Regions from separate parts of the Mus musculus genome. Here region 1 is linked to region 2. A link is a loop called in an ENCODE intact Hi-C map of the cell type or tissue named here. Cell type or tissue: gastrocnemius. All regions are shown on one strand.

The links. Peaks named below come from ENCODE experiments on the same cell type or tissue, not always from the same donor. Only the 100,000 strongest peaks of a DNase experiment are listed, where the experiment ranks them.
Region 1: it touches region 2 in a loop (8-fold over the local background); 18 of 42 quality-filtered maps call a loop at or near these places.

Annotation. Positions count from the first base shown.
Region 1 is chr7:139,577,245-139,585,244 of GRCm38, reverse strand. It overlaps Inpp5a (inositol polyphosphate-5-phosphatase A), which reads right to left. Exons shown (of 16, transcript NM_001127363.1): 14 at 7,827-7,895; 15 at 6,976-7,063; 16 at 5,593-6,891. The coding sequence ends at 6,983. Nkx6-2 (NK6 homeobox 2) reads left to right here and starts at 2,448. Exons shown (of 3, transcript NM_183248.3): 1 at 2,448-3,111; 2 at 3,192-3,364; 3 at 3,557-4,025. The coding sequence starts at 2,706. The coding sequence ends at 3,811. It overlaps Gm33031 (a long non-coding RNA gene), which reads right to left and starts at 2,449. Exons shown (of 7, transcript XR_003946896.1): 1 at 74-2,449. In gastrocnemius, no CTCF peak of the experiment used is centred here; DNase peaks (open chromatin) are centred at 3,340, 3,741, 4,113, 6,553 and 2 more places; H3K4me3 peaks cover 3,271 bases.
Region 2 is chr7:139,489,046-139,497,045 of GRCm38, reverse strand. The region is part of intron 4 of Inpp5a (inositol polyphosphate-5-phosphatase A); the gene reads right to left. Among named protein-coding and RNA genes, the nearest start is that of Gm33031, 90 kb to the left of the region's middle. In gastrocnemius, CTCF peaks have their summits at 371 and 3,898; DNase peaks (open chromatin) are centred at 1,151, 7,021 and 7,243; H3K27ac peaks cover 872 bases.

The DNA.
Region 1 (8,000 bases), 88 kb before region 2:
CCAACCTTTTTAGGGGTAGGAAATGTCCCCACGCGCTTAGCAGGACAGAACGCCCGAAGAAAGCGCAACTCACTTCATCCTTCGGCCCGCACTCCCGCTTCATTCATCCGGCACACTGGCCTCACCGTTCCCTGAGTCTCTGATCCCAGGGAGAGCATGGCAATGAGTATCCAGACAGAAAGCGACACCTCTCTCGACTCTGTGGGTTTCGCAGTTGGAGTGAGCCCGCAGGTGTACACAGATGCAGGGCCGCTGGAGAAGAACAGCGACGGAAGATCTTTCGATTGCCCAGATTTAAGGAAGTCTGGACAGGCCTGCGACAACAGCCAGAGTTCGAGCACAGAACTGCAGCACTCCTTCTGTCTCAGTGCCCCGGGCTCTGTGAGCCTTCGAAAGGCCAGAGCACACCTACCCTGTCTCATAGTTCGCCTCTCCGAACGCTGATTCCGAGGACGGGCGCTCTTCCTAGCTGTTCAGGGTCGGCTTGGCACGGTGAGGTGGGAGGTTTCAGGACTTCCCACTCTGCCCGCCTCGTATTTTCCCGCCCCACCCCCATGCTGCTCAGAGCTCTGGGTCCCTCTTCTCTAGAGCTGGCGCCCCTGGCCTCCAGCATGGTCTCCCGCGAGCCCAGAAAAGTCCGTACTCTACCAGGGACTGTACTCCCGATGCTCAGATCCTCGGAGTATACGCGGTCGTAATCGAAGTGGAGCGAAAGCGAGGCCAGGGGCTGGTCTAAGGGCTCGAGGGAAGCAGTCCAGAGATCCCAGGGTACCATCAGAAAGCCCAGACTTTCCAGCGGGCGGTGTGCTCGGTGCTGGAGGGAACTGAGCCTAGCCCCCGCTGCTGCTGCTCGCGCCCAAATGGATCCTGAGAGTGTAGACTCAGACTAGGAAGCCAGTAACTGAAACCTCTAGGCGCTAGGGGCCACTGCGTACGGGAGGATGGGTGAGGATCATACGTGCAAGGTCTTTCAGGTCCTGCAGAAGTCAGCGGGACCACAGCACTTATTTCCAGTTCCCGCCATAAAGTGGCTTTCCAAGCCTTGACCTGATGGAGACGCGTGGCGTAAAGACCCCACACTAACTGTTAAAAAACGAAACTGAACTTCTAAGAGGACCAGCAGCAGTGGACGTTAGGCCCCTACGTGAAGCCTTTAGGATCACTTTTGCCCGTAAGACAGAAACCTTGGAGACCAGGGCAAAAGGGGAAAGTCGTTATTAACAAACTGCACAGGGCCTCTGCTTAAATCGCCAGGACCGGAAACAGTAGATTCTATTTCCACAGGTTGTATCACAATCAGTACTAGGTATTATGAGGTTAACAGTAAGCACTGCTCAAGAGGAGGAAAGAAATAAGCGCCAGCGTGCTACCTTCTCGGATCCTGCTGTGCGCCGCCGCACTAGGTGGCTGCAACTTCAGTTAACTGCCCAACAATTTTATGGAGTGAGAGGCCCCTGTACTAGAAAAGAAATTAAGGCCTAGTGGGCTCTACAGGCCGGGTCTATAGCCAGTGCTCTGTCCGCTAGACTGCAAACGCATACCCAGCCGAAGTCAGTGAGTAAGGTGATCCTTTCGTCCTGGTTCTTGAATTCCAAAACCGCTGCATTCTGGCCCGAGGTCCAGCTTGCCAGAAAGCAATAAGCAGGAGAATTCTGGTCCTGGGCCTCAAAGTCTGGACACGGGTAACCTCCTAGGTGAGTGCCTAATAAGCATAAAAGTTCAAGGGGGACGGCCTAGCCTCTCCCAGATACCCCAACCCAACTTCAAGGATTTCAGAACGGGAGGACAGCATAGGTTGTGTGTGTGTGTGTGTGTGTGGTAGTAAGGTCACCGGTTGCCTGGAGCCATCTAAAGTCAGTGAGTTCAGTTGGCAGAGTTTGGCAGATCTGAGGAAGCCAAATCTATCTGGTCCCTAGAGTCCACCCTTTTTCGTTCAAAATCCACCCAGAAAAGTTATACCCACAAGTTCACAACAGCCCACACCACCACGAGCTGGGAAGGAGAAGGAACCCCAGTACAGGGCTTGGGCCCTGATCCAAGATGGAGTGCCCTGACCTGTGGCGTCCAGCCGTCCCAGGCTCTTCCCTGAACTAAGCATACTGAGCTTGAGCTTTCGGAGTGGATCTTGAAATCTACATTCTTTCGGTCGATAAAATATGTTCTCGTATTTTTTCCTGATTTTCCCATTAAAACCTTTGCCTAACTAAACTCCCATCCAACGGGATTTATTTCATCTCTAGGGAGATAAATCAGGGGGCAAATTTACAGTCCCGGAGGCACCTGCCTCGCTAATGGGCCCTTCATGGAGTGCATGGCCGGCGGGGGCGCGCGCAGACGGGCCGGACGCTGGCCAATGGCCTGGTCGCCAGTGCCTTCAGCCAATCAGCGCGCGCGCCGCGCCCAGGCCCCGCGGTTATCAGTGCGTCCATCCCGCGCGGCGCCGCTCCGACCTGCCCCGGAGCCGCCACTGCCGCTCCCGCCGCCCTTAGTATCCCTGCCTTCTCTCTGACCGCCGCCCATTCAGCGCAACAGCCGTCGGTCCTCTCGCTTTCCCGTAGGGGCCGTCGGCGTTCGTTTGAAACGCGGTCCACCCGTCCCAGCGTAGCCGGCGCTCTTCGGCGCCGCGCGCAAACTTCCCGAGCCGGCGGGTGCGGGCGGTGGCAGCGGGGCCCGGATGGGCGCCCGGGTCGGAGGCGGCGGCGCCCATGGACGCTAACCGCCCGGGTGCGTTTGTGCTGAGCAGCGCGCCTTTAGCCGCGCTGCACAACATGGCTGAGATGAAGACGTCGCTGTTCCCCTACGCGCTGCAGGGCCCGGCGGGCTTCAAGACACCCGCCCTAGGCAGCCTTGGCGCGCAGTTGCCTCTAGGCACTCCGCACGGCATCAGCGACATCCTGGGACGGCCGGTGGGCGCAGCGGGTGGCGGCCTCCTAGGAAGTCTGCCCCGTCTCAACGGGCTCGCCTCGTCTGCAGGTGTCTACTTCGGGCCCGCAGCCGCCGTGGCTCGGGGCTACCCCAAGCCGCTGGCGGAACTGCCTGGGCGCCCGCCCATCTTCTGGCCTGGGGTGGTGCAGGGCTCTCCCTGGAGGGACCCGCGACTGGCCGGCTCCGGTAAGTGGCCCGCGCGGGATTCGGTAAGGAGAGGGGCTGGGCGCGGGCCTCGGACTGCGCTCACTGGCTCTTCTTCGCAGCCCAAGCCGGCGGGGTCCTGGATAAGGATGGCAAGAAGAAACACTCGCGGCCGACTTTCTCCGGCCAGCAGATCTTCGCGCTGGAGAAGACTTTCGAGCAGACCAAGTATTTGGCAGGCCCAGAGCGCGCGCGGCTTGCCTACTCTCTGGGCATGACCGAGAGCCAAGTGAAGGTGAGCTCGAAATGGGCCGGGGTCCAGCAGTATTGAGGCGGGGCCCGGAGTCCGCGTCCTGCGAACGGCCGGCGAGCGGCGGTTCGGCTGCGGCCGGACCGCGGAAAGCGCTGGCGCCAGGCGGGTCCGGAGTGCTGGTCGGGTGAGGCGAGCCTCGGTGCCCGTCTGATGATCCCTCCCCCAAACCCCCAGGTGTGGTTCCAGAATCGGCGGACCAAGTGGCGCAAGCGGCACGCGGCAGAGATGGCGTCGGCTAAAAAGAAGCAAGACTCGGATGCCGAGAAGCTGAAGGTGGGTGGCTCAGACGCGGAGGACGATGACGAATACAACCGGCCCCTGGACCCCAACTCCGATGACGAGAAGATCACGCGGCTTCTCAAAAAGCACAAACCCTCGAACTTGGCGCTCGTTAGCCCGTGTGGTGGCAGCGCGGGGGACGCCTTGTGAGGACGCGGCCAGGCCGGAGAACCCGAGAACCGGGACTCGCGGCATGCCCCGACGCCAGCCGCCCAGCCGCAGTGTGTATATATATTTTTACAGAATAAGTTATAAAGCGGACGTTGGCGCGGCCTTGGCGTGATGGCGGAGTACGGGGTTTGGGCCGATCACTTTGTATAATCAATAAATTATTTAACACGTCCTCGTCGGAGCCGTGGCTCCCAAGGCTGCACATCGTGTTTCTTCCATACGGAGCTGGCACCAGCGGGCGGGCAGGACCCTGCAGACCCACCTAGCCTGTTCTCTCTGTGGGCGCCAGAGACTGGCGCAGGGGGGCGCGACAGTGCTTGATGACGACCTGGGGCCCGTGTGCGCCTTTGGTTCAGAGGTTGAGTGCCTGGTGATGGTCCCAGAGCGCACGGTGATGGCAGCTTGCAGGAGCGCAGAGGTTGTGAGACTGAGCATGCCCCGGGTCGTGGGAAGGCAGCTTCAGCCGCCGGGGAAGGGAAGGACACCGCTGCGCAGTGCTTGGAGGAGCTGGGCCAGCAGGGAACTCAGCGGAAGAGACCCCAAAGCAGGTATGATTTCTATTTTCTGTGTAGATCGTTGTTGTTTTGTTTCGTTTTTAACACATTCGAAGGGAGACCCAAAGTTCTGCAAGGCTTGTCTCATTAAAAGCAGCTAGCACCTCACACTACACTGTTTTTCTTTTTAATGTATTTTCTTTTTCTCAACCTGGGGGAGCGTGCCCTGTTACTATGCGCCCATGTCCTGGTTCAGGCCAAACCAGCACTGTCCTATCCCTGTTATTTTGTAATAATTATCTGTTTAGCCAGAATTCTAAACATTTTGGATATAATTACTAAACTCCAGCTGGGGGTAATAAGGCCCGAGGCTCTGCACCCTCCCTGGCCTCTGGCTATCAGTCCTTGACTTTCATTAGTAGAAAGCCCGGTTTTAAGCAGGGCTGCAGACATCCTGTGAATCCTGCCCAGGCACCTCACAGTCTTCAGCCTGTGTCAGCAGCCCTGACACTCACCACTGGCCTCTCAGAAGGCTGACAGGAGGGCCCTCAGCCAGGATCTCTTCAACCTAAAGAGCTAAATCCATAGGTAAGACCAGTGGCTCATGCCCAGGCAGCTAAGAGCTTGGTGCCCTCTCCACCCTAGGACCTTTCAGGGCTATAATTCCCTGTAGCAAAGCCCCATCTTCGGCCCCATACAAGTCCATTCCACAGCTCCACCTTAATGTAGTGAATGTTAAGTGTTAAGTGTGCAATTTCCACATTAGCTAATCATGACAAAACTACTCTCTGTAAGGCATTAAAAAATATTCACTGGAACCATGAAAAGCCCAAGGCTTTGTTTTGCTGTTTTGGCTCCATCAGCAAAGTCAAAGCTTCTTTTGAATCACTGACTTTCTTTAAAAGGAAGCAAGAGTTTTTTCCCCGTCTTAAATGGGGCAATGTGTGGTTTCTGTGTGGTTTCTCAGCCAAAGTTCAGAGCAGAGAAATGTTGATAAAGGTTTTGAGCGAAGCCAAAGAAAAGCTTTTGTTTAATTCCCTCTAGTAGAGTGAGGGAATGGATGGCCTTTTCCACTACAGTAATAATAATAATAAAAAAGTCTAAGAGGTGATTTTTCTGAGGGCTTGGTGCCCTGTGGCGGATTGGAACTCTGAAATTCCCAGAATCAGAACGGGCCAGAGCAAACCCGCACAAAGGGGGCCACTCCTGGCACTTAGCATTTCAAAGGCAAGGGAGAGGGAAGGCAGGAGAATAAGCAGCAGGAACTGTTTTCACCATGATCAATTTTATTGCTTAGGAACCGAGCAGTCACTTCCAGAGGCCTTCACGGGAAGGACCCACAGCTGGAACCCACGGACAACCGCTGCGGACATGGCACATTGGCAAGCAGCGACCATGGCAGTCACAGACCCGACCCTGGCATCAAGGACACAGGCCGGCCTTGAGTGATTTCTAGGGAAACCGACATTAACTCGCGCCTCCGCCCCATCCAGGAACTGTAGTGTTCAGAAGTAAATCAATAAAAGCACGCTGTGTTTCCTCAGCAGGCTCCGCAGGCGCCTTCCGTGGTTCTCAGTGCTGGGTGCTAGTCCAGGCAACAGGCTGTGCCCAGCATCACCCGTCGCTTTTCTGCCAGGTTTACACACAGCCCATGCTAGAAGCAATCTGTGGGAAGTGGACGAGGCTACTTCTAATTCTCCCACAAGATTATGGTTTTAATGTAGGCTACTTGGCACCATAAAACGGTAACAAAAGACAGACAAAACAGTTTACAAAATTCTTAAAAGGTACACCCAGGCTAGCTATAAACTTCACATTCAGTTCTTAATATTACACAGAAAAGGCAGAAGAGTGACAAACTGCTAGTACAGGCAGATCACAGGGCCCCTCGCCCTGGGCACTGGCTAGGCCTTGTCTCAGGAACAGGTGCCGACTGCTGATGGAGTCGCCATTCATCTAGACTGCGGTTCTGCCTGCTCAGGACACTCGTGCACTCATACTGGAAAGTATATTCAGCATAAGTTTTGGTAAGATTTATAAATTATTTTTAAAAAGTATATATTTATATGTATTTATATATATAAAAATGGAAAGCAGCTGCAGTGTGATTCTCACGCCACGTAACATGGCAGTAGAGTCAGACCTCGGGCCTCGGGCTTGGGCACACGTGGCAGCCTGGCTGCCTGGGCTAGTGCCCGGCACACTCCTCCTGGCAGAGAGGGACGCTGGACACCTGGGGCTCTAAATGGAGAAGCTTCCTCCACAGACAATTGTTAAAAATGGAAAACTGTGAAGTCTAAAATACAGGCGCTCTGCTGTCTGTTAGAGTTTTGGCAATAGGACTGTGGCTTGATTACACCCAATATGTCTACAATGTCACGTGACAGACACGACAGTGAGGTATGTGAGGCTTTCCGGAGGTCCGGAGGCTGAAGCGAAGTGTGGGGCCGGCCGTCTAGCAGGTGAGGCTTGGGCGGTTCCGATGCAGCTGTTAGGAGGATGAGTTGGATACACTGCTACAGGGAGGCCTCTCGAGGATCCTCTCGCGGCGCTGGCACCTCTTCCCTGTAGTGGAATTAATCGTTTGTTAAAGGATCAAACACACCAGGAAAAGCTGCAGAAAGGAGAGCAAGGAGGAGCCATATTTACCACCACGTCACTGCACGACACAACACTTGTGTACATGGGCGTGAGGTTTACCTGCCCCAGGTGCGATTCGGAAGGCCAGGAACACCGGCTGCAGTGGGAGAAAAGGGGAAGGTCAGCACGCCCAGGCTGCTGCCCGCCGCTTCCTGGACTCTGGGCCCCGCATCTGAGCATCTAGAACTGAGTCCAGAGGAGTAAAGGCCAGTCATGTGTACAAAGCCCAGACTGAGACAGCCAGCCTGGAGCTGGGCCATGAAAGGAGCCACATAACCTCTTTGAAATGTAAGGAGGGTAGGTTCCAGATAGAACTTCCCTCTGTAATGTAAGGAACTACAAAGGAAGGACCAAACACCAAGGGCCATAGGCACCCATGACTAGCGTATGTGGTGTCCCTAGCTCAGAGCCCTTGGATATAGAGGATGTGGACTTATCTAATTTGGCCAAGATCTGTCACCTGGCCTCAGTGTCGCTGGAGACTGTGGGCCACTCTGGGTTCAGGGGCAGTCGTCTGTGTATAATCAGTGCACATCTGCCTGTGAGACGTGCATTACCACACTCTCACAGGTGTGAGCTCAGCACAGGAAGGCCAGGAGCACAGTCCCAGTGTACACTGAAGAAGCAGCTGATCATAACCAAGACATGATGTCTTACACACAGTGGGATTCTCTTCTGTTTTGACTGATACTTTCTTCTGCTTACCATCCATCCACCCATCCTTTGGTATGTTATTAAAACTAAATTAACTCAGACAAACTCTGCTTGCTTGGTAAAGCCAATCTAAAGAAGAGGCCCCTCACTCCCTTCCCACCCACAGGGGTTCAGCCCTTGGGCCCCAGCAACACTGCACAAGTCACCTTGTGGTCTCCCATGCAGACATTAGGCCCGATGTGGTCGTAGGTGGCAACCTTCTCCTCGCTCTCTGACTGAAAGTAAACAGAGAGAGAGGGTGTGGGAAGGCTGAGGCAATCTGCGGTCCTGCCAGGAGGGACAGGAAGGGGCTTCAGGATATCCTTGGGATCAGAGAGGTT
Region 2 (8,000 bases):
GGAAGCCAGACCTTCAGATATTTGGTTTTTAAAAAATGTAATGTAGGACCAAGGGAAAAAGTTACACAGAAAAGTCCTTCAAATTTTATCACCACTCTGCCTTGTGTAAAGGAGACTCTGGGCTAACGAGAAGCTCAGTGGTCAGCAGCACTGATAACCTGAGTTGATCCCTGGCAGGAGAGAGCTAGCTCCTGGGAGTTGTCTTCTAACTCCACATGCACTCAGTCATCTGCATACAGACAGACAGACACACAGACAGACAAATATTTTTAAAAAAGAAAAAAAACTAAAGTCTTCTTAAAAATTTCAACAGACAAGAGCATGGGGAAGTTGGCTTTGCGTTGGGAAGGATATTTTCATGACTGTCAGGAATGGCTCCCCATGTCCTGGTGGCTTTATGGTGCATTGCGGTGACCCTGAGACATCTGAGATGATGCTTTCTGCTGATGGTGGCCGGGCATTCCTGTCGCCTTTGTAAGAACAAGGAGCATCTGCCGAGGTGGGGCCTGGCCATGTGAGGATCTAAAGTGGGGCTCGTGCTCACTCTTGAGGGGTTAGGGTACCCACCCAGCCACCCACTTGTCACAGGTTTTAAAAAGGAGGGACAACTTCTAACCATACAGTTTCTCCCTTCAAGGAAACTGAGAAGTTCTCTCACAAACAAGATGAAAATATTCCTTGGCAGGAACAACTGGAGAGTGAGAACTCAGGCACAGAAGCTATGACCCATGTCCTGGGTCATCCTTTTGATATAAACAGGACTCTGTATAAAAACTGTAGAGCAAAAAGTAGCCAGTCTATGGGGCATGAATCTAAAACAGATGAGGACTAAGTATAAAAAGCAAAGACTTTAATCACGCAGTGGAGGCACAGTGAGACCCTACTCTTAACCACCCCACCCTACAGACATCACACTGACCTACACCCAAATGTGTGCAGACCTGGGGACTGCAGGCTAACCAGTAACCAGACACTGCTCAGCAAACCGGACCCTGCCCATCACCTCATGGCTAAAGGGTCAGCAGGGTACAGCTCACATGGTAGAGCACGCACAGAACAGTCACTTGTGCCCAGCCCTGCACCTTGGTCACCTGCTCAGAGACCCTCTCCTGCCGGGACTGATTTTAAAGAAATCTGGCGCCAGGCCAGATTCTAGGCTGAGCTACAGGGAAGAATGTGGTTGAGGACTTGATGCGAGTGCAGACCTAGTCATTGAAGCCACCCAGACAGAGACTGTGACCCTGGGCCCACTGCAGGAGGCACGGCTACCATCTACATGAAAACCTTTGAGGTCACAGGAGAAAAAAACCTGAAGCACTCTCTACTGGAATGCTAGAGGCCCCGCAAACTGGGTTCCTGGAGGACAAGGATGCAGGACTCAGGATCCTGCATCTGAGGCCAAATTTGTCTCTGCTAGGTGAGATGGCTTGGTCTCCATCAGTAGTATAAAAGCACCTCAAGAAGACCAACGCATACATAAGGCAGAGGTCAGGCTTGCTGCAAGTCCCAGGAAGAGTCTAGACATGCCGGGCTATGCTCACAGGGGACTCTAGTGAGACGTCACTTGAGGCTAAATAAATAGAATGAGCAGTTACACTGTGAGCCCCAGGACTATTTTTTTTTATGTCTACTGCTTCAGTGATTTTCTGTCAAAAAATGCTAACAAGCATCAAAGTCCTTAAGAGCTTTACAATCTTTCAGTTTGTTCACCAATACATTTCCTGCAGTGTATTTGTTTCCTAGGCTCATGTGACACGGCCCTCGATCATGCCTGTCTACAGCCTGATGGATCTGCTGCCACTAGGCACCTGGCTCAGCTTCACCAAAGACCTGTTAGGGATTTCTCACCAGAAAGCACGGAACAAAGGTAGAGATACAGTATCTGGTGGGAAATGAGCAGGCTGGCCTGGATCAGCAGGCTGGGAACATGAAGCCTGCATCACCCCACCCCATACTGCCCTTGTGTCCACGACAGCCCCATTCCCACTGTCCTCCTGCCCACAGAAACCAGGGCCCTAGACTGACACAGCCACCACCAGCAAGTGACCTATGGGATTAGGAGGGATGGCCAGGGCAGATGATTGCAAACACAGGCCCCTGCAGGCTTTGGGTACAGTGACCGTAGAGTCTGCCTTACTGCATGTTGTCCATCGTTTTGGAAGTGGAGGACACCTGGTGGGTGGGGGGGGGGATGACACAAGCAGGGTCACGGAATCAGGTGTCACAAGCTGGAGCAGATGGGTGGTGCCACATGGCTGTGGCTGGAGGTCAGCAGGGCCCATGCTCCTCGCTGACCTCAGATGAGGCTCCCCCCCCCCCCCCCCGGGTCCTCAGCCCATGTGCTCTCCCTTAGAAGACAATGAGGTACAACAGTTCTCAAGCTGTGGCTGCAGACTCCTTTCCAGGAGGAGAGTCAAATGACTCTTCCACAGGGACCGCCTAAGATCACTGGAAAACAGATGTTTACATTATGATTCACAACAGGAGCAACATTACAGTTAGGAAATAACAACACAACTAATTTTCTAGTTGGGGTCACTAAGATGTGAAGAACTGTCTTAAAGGGTCACAGCATTGGGGAAGTTGAGAAGCAGTCCTCTAGTACCAGACACAGGAGCAAGTGTGAAGCCCAAGGCTCCATTTTAGGCTTTGCACCTTCTGTGACCTATGGGTCCACCTGTAGTTGGAGCCTGGCCCCAGAAGCAGCCCAGAGTCCAGATGGGAGGAGGTTTCATCATTGTAAACCGGACACTGTCAGCACACTGCAGGGAAGGCACTTGGTACTGGAAGCCACGGTATTGGTTTGAAGGGACACTCAGGGACAAGACACTGCCTTGTGGGCAGCAGGTGAGCACCTTCTACTCTCACCTGCTACACCTGTGTCTTACTGACAAGTCTGCTCAGATTCCCCGCCCGTGTCAGAGGTCAGGTCCACAGCCCCACTTCTATTGATCAGAAACAGTTATTTACACGAGGAACTTCAGGTAAAATTCCCAGTCGGAGGTTTTGCAAAAGTTGTCTCATAGGCTGTGAGCTGTCTTTACTTTTGCATCAAAACAAAGGTTTCATTTGAGGATTACTGCCTTCCAATACTTGCTTCGATCACTTCTCCCTCAGGTTTGTAAGCACATAGAAATGAATTTCCATAGTCTCTGGTGAAAGTTGGACTTTATTCATAGCAAATGGTCAGCTAAGGGCCACTGTTCCCTTATGCAGAGCATACCCTTATGGCTCAACAGCCTGGACACCTCCGTCAAAATCAAAGGTGGTATGTCCCTGTAATCCCAGCCCTCAGAAGCCTGAGGCCAGCCTGACCCAGTGGATTTGCAGAGTCCTTTCCAGCCCTCTGCCTGTTTTTCCGGGTTTATACCTACACTCCATCGGTTTGCCCACTGCAGATTTATAGGAAGTCTTGATCAGGCAAGATGAGCCCTCAACTGTCCTTTGTCAATGTTGTTGAGGCCACTGTAGGTCCTTTATACTTCCATATAAAACATAAATGCAGATTTCTGATTTCTACAAAACCTCTGCTCCAACATTGATTAGAATCACACCGGAGCATCATGCCAATCTTGGTAGAACAGACACGTCAATACCACTAAGCATTCCCCGAGCCTGGGACAGCTCCACATACTCAGGTCTCACTAATTGGTATAAGCTGCATGTGATGGCTCTCAGGATGCAGGTCTTAGAGAGCACTGACCTAAGACAGTTCTGAATAGTTCATACTTTGGTGCTATTATAAAGGGTAATGTTATCTAAATTTCAGCTTGCAAGAGAATCATTTACAAGTTGATAGCTTGCAAGCCATTGGACACAGGACAAGATGTCAAAGACCTAAACAAAGTACTTCCATGTTAACAAGCCCAGTCCTGGTCGCTTGTGAGAGTACTGCACCCTGGTGGCTCACTGAAGGAACCTCGCTCTCATTATTCCAACACACTCCATTAAAGAAGTTGATCCTATACCTCAAACAGATTGTGTTTGTCTCTGGGTTGGATTCTCAAACCACAGCCTGAAAGGTAAAAGTGTGTCCATAGGGGCATGGAGTAAGCTGGATGGAGGAGCAGAGGCCATGTGGAAAAGGACTAAAACAGCTTCATTTATAGGACTGGCCACACTCCATCTGGTTGCCACATCCCATGAGGACACTGGAGTTCCCCCTGGTCTCTACCCACCTAGGTCTGACCTTGCATCTCTTTTGTGAAAGGCAAAAGACTGAATTCAAGAAAAATAACAACAAACTGGGTTCAGTCACTATTGCTAGACTGCTCTATAAATTCACTTTAATATGAATTTAAGGCTAGATCAGATAGGTCTTTAAATTAGTAACAACCAGCCTGTCCACAGATGAATGTCCTCCCATTGTCCCCCAAATCTTACAGCTGTCCCCACCAACTACCTAGTCACACTCTACTTCCTTCTTTGATGCTCTAAGCATAGCAAAACTCTGACTTCCTTTCTCCCTGTCAATCATGGTCAGATAGTCTATGTGCCAGTGATGGGAGCCCCTTCCTGTGCTGCCTGATGCAATATTTGCTCCCTGAATGCCAGGTGCTTCCTATATGTCCTCGTGTGTTGGCTTAAGTGTCTGTTCCCTTCCATGTAGTATGTAACATGGTACATGTTATATGTTGTTGGCTCTGGAGCCCAATTGAAAGCACAGGCTTCCGCTGCGCTGTGCTCTGCGTGGGTTACTAAATTCCCTTGGCTCTACTTGGGCTAAGGAACGGCTCGTGCTCAGTAGCTGCAAGGACCCAGCTAAGACAGTGCTGGCCACTAAGGGCTCCTTGGCAACTGCCTAGCTCGTACTAGAGCTTGCACAGTGATGTCAACCTGGGATGTCAGTTACTGAACCCAGCAAAGCACACAAAATGATACCATAGGAACCCAGCTAGCTCTGGTAGGGTGACTGGCCAGTAGGACTGACAGATGCAGCTGCCTACAGACAAATGTTGGGGCCTCAGCTGTGCTCCACACAACCCTTACTGAACTATCTGGCACAGAAAGACCCTTGTGTGGGGGTCGGGGGAAGGTACATTAGCAAGGTGAGCTGAGGAAACAACACTCCACACTGATACATCTATGTCCTTCTTTGTAAGATGCTTCTTTCGCAGCTCCTCATCCTAATGCATTCCCAGAGTCTGGGCCAACGTCTCAACCACACCCTCTATATTCAACAGCCCAGAACACAGGTCCTGAGGGGCAGAAGCGAGGGTAGCCATCCTTGTGTCTTGGGCCAGCAGCAGGCTGAACACACAGGAGCACACCCTGGTTTTCGAGGGCTGACAAACTGGCTATACCTCATCCTTAGGTCAGGTAAGCGGGTCCAAGATCTTGGCTGAGCCTGGCAGACTTTGGTTGCTGAGAAGCAAACCCATGGCTCTGTCCTCTAAGGGTATGGGTGGTGGTGTTCCAGAGTTCCTCCATGTGGTCATTTGATGAGCCTCCCTATGGCACAGGGCACATGCACCTCCCTCTGAGACTTTTGTCCGACTACTGCCAGAGGTGAGTTGAGCACCACTTGCCCAGCAAAAAGCAGCCCACAAGAGAATGCAACATTCTCATCTAGTCATGGGGATCTGGCATTCAGGAGGCGAGTGCTACCGAGCAGTCACTACATTATCTCAGGGGAGCAACCATGGGTATGCAAAGATGACTTGGGCTCTGGTCATCTCCTATTCCAAACCTGGTATTGGTGGATTGGTCGTGTCTCCACAGTACCGAACCTGGGGGAGAGTAACACTGGAATGATGTTGGGGAAGTGTTGAGGACATATACCAACATCCTGCATGCCAGGCAGCCATTGCCACCTCTTCCTCCTCAGTCAATGTTCTCTAAACCAGGACAGAGTAAGTGTTCTTTCCTTAAGACCATGGCAAGTAGGCAACATGGCTGGTTGGAGTTATATCACCCTTGTGAACGGCCATAGATTCAATCAAAGTATTCACCAAGGTTCAATCGAATAGGTTCACCAAGCTGGTGGCCCCATCCCTCCTTCCAGTACTGAGCCTTCCCAGAATGCTGTGACATTCCCTCCCTGTCCTACATCCATAAGCAGATATCCCAACCTCTTCTTCCTGACTACCTTGGGTCTAAATATGAGTGACAACGGAGAGGTGGGGATAGGCATGGCCGATGGGCACTCATAGACACTTGTGGCTAAGCAGAGGAAAGCTCTGGCATGTGTACCATGTTACTACGGCTCTCTGCCCCAAACTCCTTTATCAGAAAGTAGACAGCACATGGGGAACATAGGCAACTGCTTTGCCTGGCTGACAAGGAGTCCTATGTACAGGTCCACAGCTGAGTATCCTAGTGACCACGGAGGCACATTTTGGCCTGTCTAACACTCCTAAGGTACATTAGGGTCCCCTGACATGCATGGGAACATACCAAGATCTGATGCTATTCAGAGAGGCAAATATGGGGGTCCTCAACATTTGCAGAGGCACCTTGAAGTCTGCCTGGTACCCCAAAAGACATATCTGTATCTAGTAGACACTCACAAGGGCACATCTGCGTCTAATTTGATGCCCACTGAGGCACATCTGGGTTTGCCCCCATGCTCACCTGGGCACATCTAAATCTACCAGATGCCCACAAGGGTATATCTGGATCTAGAGCATACTCACATGAGCATACCTAGGAATTAGGTTGGGCATCTATTTGATGCCCAATAAGTAAATATGGGTCTTCCCAATGTCCAGGGAGGCACAGCTGAGTCTCCCAAATGCCTGCACGGGCACGGAACCTGCCTGGCATAAAGAACAAGAAGCATTTGAAGCTGTTAGCAGAGCAGAAAATACTGGGCCTTTCCTGAAGCTGCTGGAGAATAAAGCTACCTCCTCTCTGCGGGCAGCTCTCTAGTATCCAATGAGCACAGCTCTGACAGACAGGGCACCCCCTTCTGGATGTTAGAGAGTAGGATCTCACACTCCTAAAGATAGCAGGATCAGTCACATAGTCATGTCCCCCACCCAGGAGAACCCAGTGAGGATGGGTCAACACGGGGCTCCCACTGTTCCCCCATGTGGTGCCTTGCACCTGCCCCTCTACTTTGTGCCAGGTCAGGTGGGCACACGGCTAGCAGTGGGTCTCAGTGGCCTTCTGAAAGGGAAATTTCTTAAGAGACATATCTCAGCTTGTCCTTGAGCTCATAAGAACCAGTGTCAGTCACTTGCAAATCCTGGAGTCCTTACAGGCACCTCCCCTCCTGGAGACATGAGGCTTAGCCTGTTCTAAACATATGTCCTGGGCTAGGCAGACTCCCTTCAGGGCCTGGGCTGTAGCCAGAAAAAGCTCCACAGCTCCTCAGGATGCATGGATCCGGTAACAAAATGAACCTCGTGGCAATTGTTTCCCCCACTTTGATAGCCCAATGTCAGCTCATCTGTTACAGGGAAATAAAAAAGTCAGGCCTAAATGTATAAAAAATTATGATGGAAGTCCTAAATAAAGCGTAGACTGCAAGCTCATTGAGTCAAAAATCAATCAATCAATGAGGGAGTGGGTTAGGAGCACCTCATAAGCCCCAAAGAAATCATTTGCCCAAACACTGGGATTTAACGGTGGAGGACCAAATTCCAACACTTTTAGGAAGTAAATAATGAAAAATCAATTCAGAGGAAAAACAGATCAAGAACCCTGAGTGTGACGTGCCGACACATTTATTGCTTAATACCATTCCTCGTCTGACCCGAAAACTTCGGAAGGTGTTTATTTACTTTCAACACCTTCCAGGGATCAATATTTTTAATTTGGATCCGAGTTATTATTTTTCACATCACAGCAGCGGGGAGCAGCGTAAAGTGGCTCATATTTTAGTGCTAAAAAGATCGATACGACAGTTTCACCTTCACTGCGGCCCGGCTGCTGCGGCCGCACATCATCACATCCCGAAGGGCCATGGTACTGAGGCAGGAGGGCAGGTCATCACCCGACAGGGGTGCAGACAGCCATGATTTAACTGAGTGCAGGGCGCCCAGTGCCCTCAGAAA